Regions from separate parts of the Mus musculus genome. Here region 2 is linked to region 1. A link is a contact called in ENCODE Hi-C or POLR2A ChIA-PET data. All regions are on one chromosome and are shown on one strand. The core of a region is the stretch at or near the end of the contact, and the rest is flanking DNA. Distances in the headings are between cores, read along the strand shown. Region 1 holds the start of 1700030M09Rik (RIKEN cDNA 1700030M09 gene). Region 2 holds the start of Fbxo31 (F-box protein 31).

Evidence for each region. A loop is a pair of places that touch in the nucleus more often than their neighbours do. ChIA-PET counts read pairs that join two places held with the same protein, here RNA polymerase II (POLR2A).
Region 2: a map of heart shows a loop between it and region 1 (4-fold over the local background). The contact joins the promoter of Fbxo31 here to the promoter of 1700030M09Rik in region 1. A Hi-C loop is called at or near these places in 8 of 37 maps with a recorded cell type or tissue (gastrocnemius, heart and left cerebral cortex). POLR2A ChIA-PET finds 5 or more read pairs at or near these places in 3 of 5 experiments (Patski and embryonic stem cell).

Annotation. Positions count from the first base shown.
Region 1 is chr8:121,542,631-121,546,118 of GRCm38, reverse strand. 1700030M09Rik (RIKEN cDNA 1700030M09 gene) reads right to left here and starts at 1,731. Exons shown (of 3, transcript NR_045903.1): 1 at 1,397-1,731; 2 at 762-852. It overlaps 1700018B08Rik (RIKEN cDNA 1700018B08 gene), which reads left to right and starts at 1,791. Exons shown (of 9, transcript NM_001382232.1): 1 at 1,791-1,828; 2 at 1,963-2,115. The coding sequence starts at 2,082.
Region 2 is chr8:121,577,538-121,581,034 of GRCm38, reverse strand. It overlaps Fbxo31 (F-box protein 31), which reads left to right and starts at 2,229. Exons shown (of 9, transcript NM_133765.4): 1 at 2,229-2,577. The coding sequence starts at 2,280. It overlaps n-TMcat17 (a tRNA gene), which reads left to right and starts at 1,734; the gene lies at 1,734-1,806.

The DNA.
Region 1 (3,488 bases), core at 482-2,981:
AGGTCTTGGAATCACAACGAGCTGGTCCCACCACACCTGCACATCCTACTCGAATCTAACAGTACACACTGTTAACTGTCTATGTGATTTATCCTGCAGACTTGGGCTTCTCACTTACAGCCGTCTGTCCCATGGCGGTCGTTTCCCTGCTGAGTCTATGTAACTGCCCGTGTCGGGGTTCCCCCGTCCCGCAGCACCTGTCAGTCACACTCCTGCACGGCTCACTGGCTGACTAGTATTCTGGGGGTGGGTGTACCTCAAGCTTCTCCTGCTATGAGATCTTGGGTTATTTGCAGTTGGGCATCCTGTGAATAGCTCTACACACCCTGGCATATCGTTTGTGTGGGTAGGGTCTTCAGAGTACAGCGAGGCACTGTGGGGGGGGGGGGGAGTCACAGCCTCCAGAACCTGCCCAGGGCTGGAGAGATGACTCACTGGTTATGAGCACTACCTGCTCTTGCAGAGGACTTGGGTTTTGTATCCAGAATCCATATGACAGCTCACAGCCATCTTATAACTCCAGTTCCAGGGGCTTCTGTGCCTTCTTCTGGCACTGTGGGTGCCGTGTGGATGTGCCACACTAACATATATTCAGGCAAACACACATACACAGAAATACTTCAACAACAACAAAAACCAACCCTGCTTCGATCTGACAGTGGCTGCACCATCTTGCTTTCCCTCCCGCACAGGAAGGAGCATGTCCTCGAAGCTCCTCACTGTCCCCGCCATCCCTCCTTACAGGCCACAGTGGTGCCCACCTCTTAATGGCCAGGGTGGCCTCTTTCTGTATGCACACTGGGATGGTGGCCATGTACGACGGGATGTTTGTTCAAGGTCTCTGCACTGTCCCTGTAGAAGATGCCAGTGGAGAAGTGTGGGAAGGAGAAAGGACACAAGGAGCCACCTGAGTAGGGAACACCTGGGCTGGAGACTGGGGAGGAGTCCACATGGGCTAGTGGCTGGCTGGAGCTAGGCATAGCCCTGCCGTTCTGCGGAGAATGGCTGGTGACAGGCAGAACATTTCGGGCTGAGGGGACAGGAGGCTTCATAGAGGGAGCACATGGCACCGTGGAGCAGCAAGGAGCACCGTCGGGGAAGGAGGCTGAGCTGTAGAGTTGGATGGAGTCTCTCGTGTGTGGCTCTTCAGCGTTATCTACTGCCCCAGGAGCCGTGATAAGGATTGTGGCTCCCTGAGCGTCACAGAAGCCCCCGAAGGGGCTGAGGATATACCTGGATTGCCTTGCTAAGAATGGCCTCCAGGTTGCTAAGATAGCTGCAGTGAGGCCTGCAGATATAGTTTCCTGGCTGTCTAGGTGTGGATGAGGAGCTAGAGAGGGTCAGATGTGGGGCAGAGCTGAGAGAACAGCTGGGGGTTGGGTCTGACTCCACTTGCCTGTGCCCCAGTGAGGCCATGATGCAGCCGATTGCTGCCTGGGGTGGGGGGGCACCAGTCTGTGGCTGATCTCTGGAGCTTGCTGCGTGGAGCTGCTGGATCACTCTGGACACCAGGTCTGGACAGCTGCTCCGGGCTCAACGAAGCATTCTCTGGAGTCCTGTGCTAGGTGGGCCTTTTGAAGACAACCACTCAGAAAGTTTCCACTGAGCCTTCCGCACCCGGAGCCCGGGAGACCTCGTTTCTGTCCACGCCTGCAGCTTCTGGGCCTATGCTGCCCTTCTGGAGCCAGGAGGGGGACAAGGGCTGCCTGAGAGGAATGGCTTGTCCCCGTCATCACTGTGGAGCCTCTGTTCCCAGCATTCCATAGTTCCATTGGAAGGCTGGCTTCCACGGAGTACCATGGTTGTGGGGGACACAGACGGTGCACAGGCAAGTAGGTGGCTGCCTCTCCCACACACTTCAAGGGAGCCCTAGGACCATGGGGAGCAGGCTGACAGGCGTCTGGGGAGTAGCAAGTTATTAGAACCCGTGTGGGCCTCTTCCCTTTCCCGCTCTGATGATAGTGAGGATGATGGTGGTGATGCTGTGTCCCACAGCACACTGGAGGGCAGAGTGAAGAAAGACCAGTCACAACCACTGAAAGAACTGGGACGTGTCACCACTGGAGACAGGGAACAAAGGGATGGCCATGATACCAGCGACCCCAGGAGGAAAAGGTAATGGCCAAGCTGGCTGAGCTGACAGAGTGTCAACCCCCGGGAAGCTCACAATACCACAGTAGGGCAAGACGCTAAGAGCCCTGTAGCAAGGGCACGAGACAAGACATGTAACTGACTCTAGTCGGAGGTGCTGGGGTGACCTTGTCTTAGAACCCTCCAACGTCCAGCCTGACAGACCTGGGAAGTGTCCGCAGGAGGAGGGAATATATGTAGTCTGGTCTATCCTGGAACCAGGCTGGCCTCCAACTCTAAGAGATCCACCTGCTTCTGCCTCTCTGAGTATTGGGACTAAAGGCATATACTGCCCCTGCCTGCCTGATTTTTATTTTATATAATTTTAAAAAGATTTATGTATATGAGTATACTGTCGATGTCTTCAGACCCACCAGAAGAGGGCGTCAGATCGCATGACAGATGGCTGTGAGCCACCAAGTGGTTGCTGGGAATTGAACTCAGGACGTCTGGAAGAGCAGGCAGTGCTCTTAACCCCTGAGCCATCTCTCCAGACCCTTATTTTTTCATCTTGTTTTATTTTATTTTATTTTTGCATTTTGAGTCAGGGTTCCTCAGTAGTCTAGGCTGGCCTGGAAGTCTTGACATCCGTCATGCTCTCAAATGGTCTTCAGGCTCCAGGCTCAGCCTCCTGAATAGCTGGGATCCTCTTTCCTGCAGCTTCGACACCTCAGCTGTGGGCTTGCTGTGCTTTCTAGAATGGCTATGGCAGCCATTCTTCTTTCTCTGTATCCACGGGTGTTTCTTTTTGCTGAGTTGTTTCTTGTTGTTTACTAGCAGGGGCCCGGCACCCCGCTGCACCAGCCGCTACCACAGTGCCTGCCCCAGCCCACCAGGTCTCTGGGCTGTTGCCAGCTGTGGACTGTCGGTCTGTGGCGCGAAGCCGAGGGACTGTGGGGGAGGGGAAGGACCCCTTTGGTGGGTGTTGACTGTCCGCGGGGTGCTGGGAAGAACTTGAGATCCTCTAGGGGCAGACCCCCAAGACAGGAATCCAAAGTCGTCACAGGGACTCAGGAAACAGATGAGAAGGTCGGCCAAGGGGCGGACCCCAGAGTCATGGGGTGGTTTTAGGGATGTGCTCTGGAGTGGTTGCCATGGCAGCACGGAGGCAGGGGCAGGTATCCACACCCCCCATCCTCTGCTAAGGGCAGCCCCTGGAGGGAGCCAAAGTCTGTTCCCTTCACCAGTCCAGGTGGCAGCTTTGTTCCCTCGGTATTTAACTTTGGCAGTTCTATGTAAATTGTGGATTTTAACCCCTGCCTGAAGTATGACTGGATTTTCTCCCGTAACAGCTGTGGGCTGTTTCGGAACAGGCAGTTGAGATGTAAGGGAGTACTCGCCTTCCACTATGTGGGTCC
Region 2 (3,497 bases), core at 980-3,479, 34 kb before region 1:
AACACACAAAAACCAAGCCAACCAACCAAACAGAAAGAATAGTGTTCAATGTCTGGGAAAACGAAGGGGAATGGTTGCTGGGATAGAGCCTGGACAAGCTGGAGGCTCACACAGTGTTTGCTTTTCAGTCTTTTCAACTTAGCTAAGCCTATACTTTAATGTTAACCTTCTCTCCTCCATGGGGCTAGGATTACTGGAGCTTGCCGTCACATCACGGAGGCTGGCTTTGTTTTTGATTTGCAATAGACCAAGATGTAAACAGAGCAAGTGTCACGCTTTGGAATGGAAGCACGCCCAGCGCTGTAGTGCCCAGCCTCCTCTGCCAGCTGCAAAGGTTGCTGATGCAACCACCAGTACCTTCTGTTCCCTCTCGGCCTCAGGTTCCTCATTCTTCAGCATGACACCTTGTTTGTTTTTATTTTACAGGCTCGCTTGGAGAGTAAACCCCCCTCCCCCAACCTGCTGCTTGCCACATCCAACTGGTGTTTATAATAAGCCATAACCTTTGCTCTGGCATAGTCCCCGGAGGGACAACATGGGACGCTTCTTAGAAGGAGTGGTTTTGAAGCTGGGGAGAAGGGTGTGAGGTCCCCACAGATTGGGAACTGTGTTCTTCAGGGCACACTCCCGCTCCCTCCCGTCCCCAATCCAGTGAGGTGATGGACCAAATGGAGGTGAGACAGAAGCCAGGGCTAGAATGTGAGAAATGTGACCTGGGCAGTCAGAGAGGCCAGGAGGTCAGGGAATAGCTTACAGTGAATGAGCAATGCGGAACTCGCCAGCATTTTGTTTACAGCATCTACACACACACACACACACACACACACACACACACCCCTCTCACAGTTGTTCAGTGAAGGCTGATTGACAGCCCATGAATGATAGACCAGAAGGGTTCATCTTGGAGCAGACAGTCTAGGGTCTCAGCCACATGCCCACAAAGAGCTTACCCTCCCCCGTGGGCATTAACACACGGGGACAAGAGGCAGCGTGTGCTCAGCTACACTTTTACACGATGTTAATATTATCAGGTAATTTAAGTCTTTTTTGTTTTGTTTTGTTTTGTTTTTTACATGAAATCTTGCCGCATAGCTCAGGTTGTCCTGAAAAGTCCCCACCCTCCTGACTCATCTCCCTAAGGTCTAGGATTACAGGCCACCAAGTGGAGCCTTTGCTTAATGCTATTGTTAATCAATCAACGAATGCATTAGGTAATATCTGTTTGCTTGTTGGGATAATTTACTGAGCGGACTGCTAGGAGGCACAGGGTCTCACGTAGCCCAGGCTGGCCGTAAAGTCACTAAGTAGCCAAGAGTGACCTTGTAATTCTGATCCTCCTGCCTTGATCCCCTAGCCCCAAGTTGGGATGAGAGACCGCCACGCAAACGGTTAATTTTAATAATAAAAAATAGGCGATATTGTTATATAGGGTCATTAAGGGCAGAGCTGCGGAGGATACCCCAGACTACTCTTTTCCTGAGAGGGAAGTTTCTAGACGCCTTGTGCTGCGCGGGGCAATGTGAGCTGGAGAGCAGGTTTGGGGACACCAGGAACTCCCACCTCACTGAGCACCAGACCTTTCCTTTTGCAACCAAGGTAATCTTGGCAAGTTAGTTTAGATGTAGTGTTGCTAGGCGACGGTAGCTTTGGTTTATGGTTTCCCTTGCCAGATTTTGTTCATGGCGAGGCCACCACCTGTGCAAAGGCCCTGGCAGCGAGCTTGCTGCTAAGGAGCCTCGTTAGCGCAGTAGGTAGCGCGTCAGTCTCATAATCTGAAGGTCGTGAGTTCGATCCTCACACGGGGCATCCTGCATTGTTTTCTTGCTTAAGGTAAAACCCCTTCGTTCTACCCTGTAAACGGGGTCAGAGGTGGGACTTGTGGGAGGGGTGTGGTCATGCTAGGAGCGGGGCTTTCCGGAGCTGAACCCGGCGACCCTCTTTTAGTGAGCAGCTGGGCGTCCTAAGTTTCTAGCCAAACGTTTTGGGGGCGGAGCCTGGAAATAGGGTGTGGCTCCATACAAGGGCGTGGACCTAACACGTAGGGCGGGGCCTACTGCTCAAGGGGCGGGGCGAAGCGTCTGGGTGGGGCTTGGAAGGGTGGGAGCGTCTAGGGGCGGGGCGAGTCTTCATGGGGGCGTGTGAGGGGTTGGGGTCGGAGGGCGTGGTCACGCTTGGGGTGGAGCTTGAGGAGCCTGCAAGCGGGACTACGGCTGCCTGGCCGCCTGCGCAGAGCGCTGTGCGTGCGCGTCCGCGTGCGCGCCTCCGCGGTGGTGACGGGCATGGCGGTGTGTGCTCGGCTCTGCGGCGTGGGCCCCGCGCGTGGGTGCCGCCGCCGCCAGCAGCGCCGCGGCCCGGCCGAGACTGCGGCGGCGGACAGTGAGGCGGACACGGACCCCGAGGAGGAGCGCATCGAGGCGGGGCCGGCGCGTTGCTCTCTGCTGGAGCTCCCGCCTGAGCTGCTCGTGGAGATCTTCGCGTCGCTGCCCGGCACCGACCTGCCCAGCCTGGCTCAGGTCTGCAGCAGGTTCCGCCGAATCTTGCACACGGACACCATCTGGAGACGGCGCTGCCGCGAGGGTGAGCGGGTGCATCCCCTAGTACGGACACTTGGCCGAGGCAGGAGCATGGTGTGGAGTTCCAAACCAGGCCTGCTGCAGAGTGAGAAAACCAGACAGCTAGCAGGCCAGGGCTGCAGAGTGAGATCCTGTTTTTAAAAATGTCAGACCCCGTCCCCCTAAACCAAACCTACAGCCCACCCTCCCGGTGCAGGAATAATGAGGACGCAAAGCGGCCACAGTCCCATTTGAAGGCCTTACGTCCGTGTACATACATCACGGTACTCAGCCTGAATGGCTTGTTGGTGTGTGTGTGTGTGTGTGTGTGTGTGTCCTGGAGGCTTGCTGTTCCGTGAAGGGAACATCAGGGATTCCACTGCCTGCATGTCACACAGGCTAGTGCTCTGACTGTGTGTGGGCTTCAGCCTTTTCTGTCTTCTGGCCACAGCACGCCGGAGACTGCTTTGTGCATTTTGTAGAAATGCAGGGGATTTACATCTATCTTGTGAAAACCTCTGGGGTGGTTCATCTTCGTGAGCCTGCACTTCTCCAAGTGGGATTGTGGGATGGCAGGCTGTGTGAGGAAGCGGTTTCCCCAGGTCCTCCCTGCTGCAGGGTTCTTGTGTAATTTCACGGTTGACATCAGGGTTCTGGCTTGTCTCCCCTTACCTTCGCACTGTGGGAAGTTGGGGTAATCTTACCCCACGTCTGAGTGGGATTGTGACTTGGGTAGGGGCTTTTATAATAAGTATGCAAAGCCTTCAGTCCTGAACATGACTGGTATGTCTGTTGGCCCAATGTAACGTCCTGTTTGTCTTTTGTCTTGTTTTCTTGTATAAGATCCTCAGTAGTAACCTTTAGTCGCACAGGATGGGTGATGTTTGTTTTCAGCTTCTGTCTGAGCACTGTTCTTTCTTTTTTACAAATTACTCTGTTACTCTG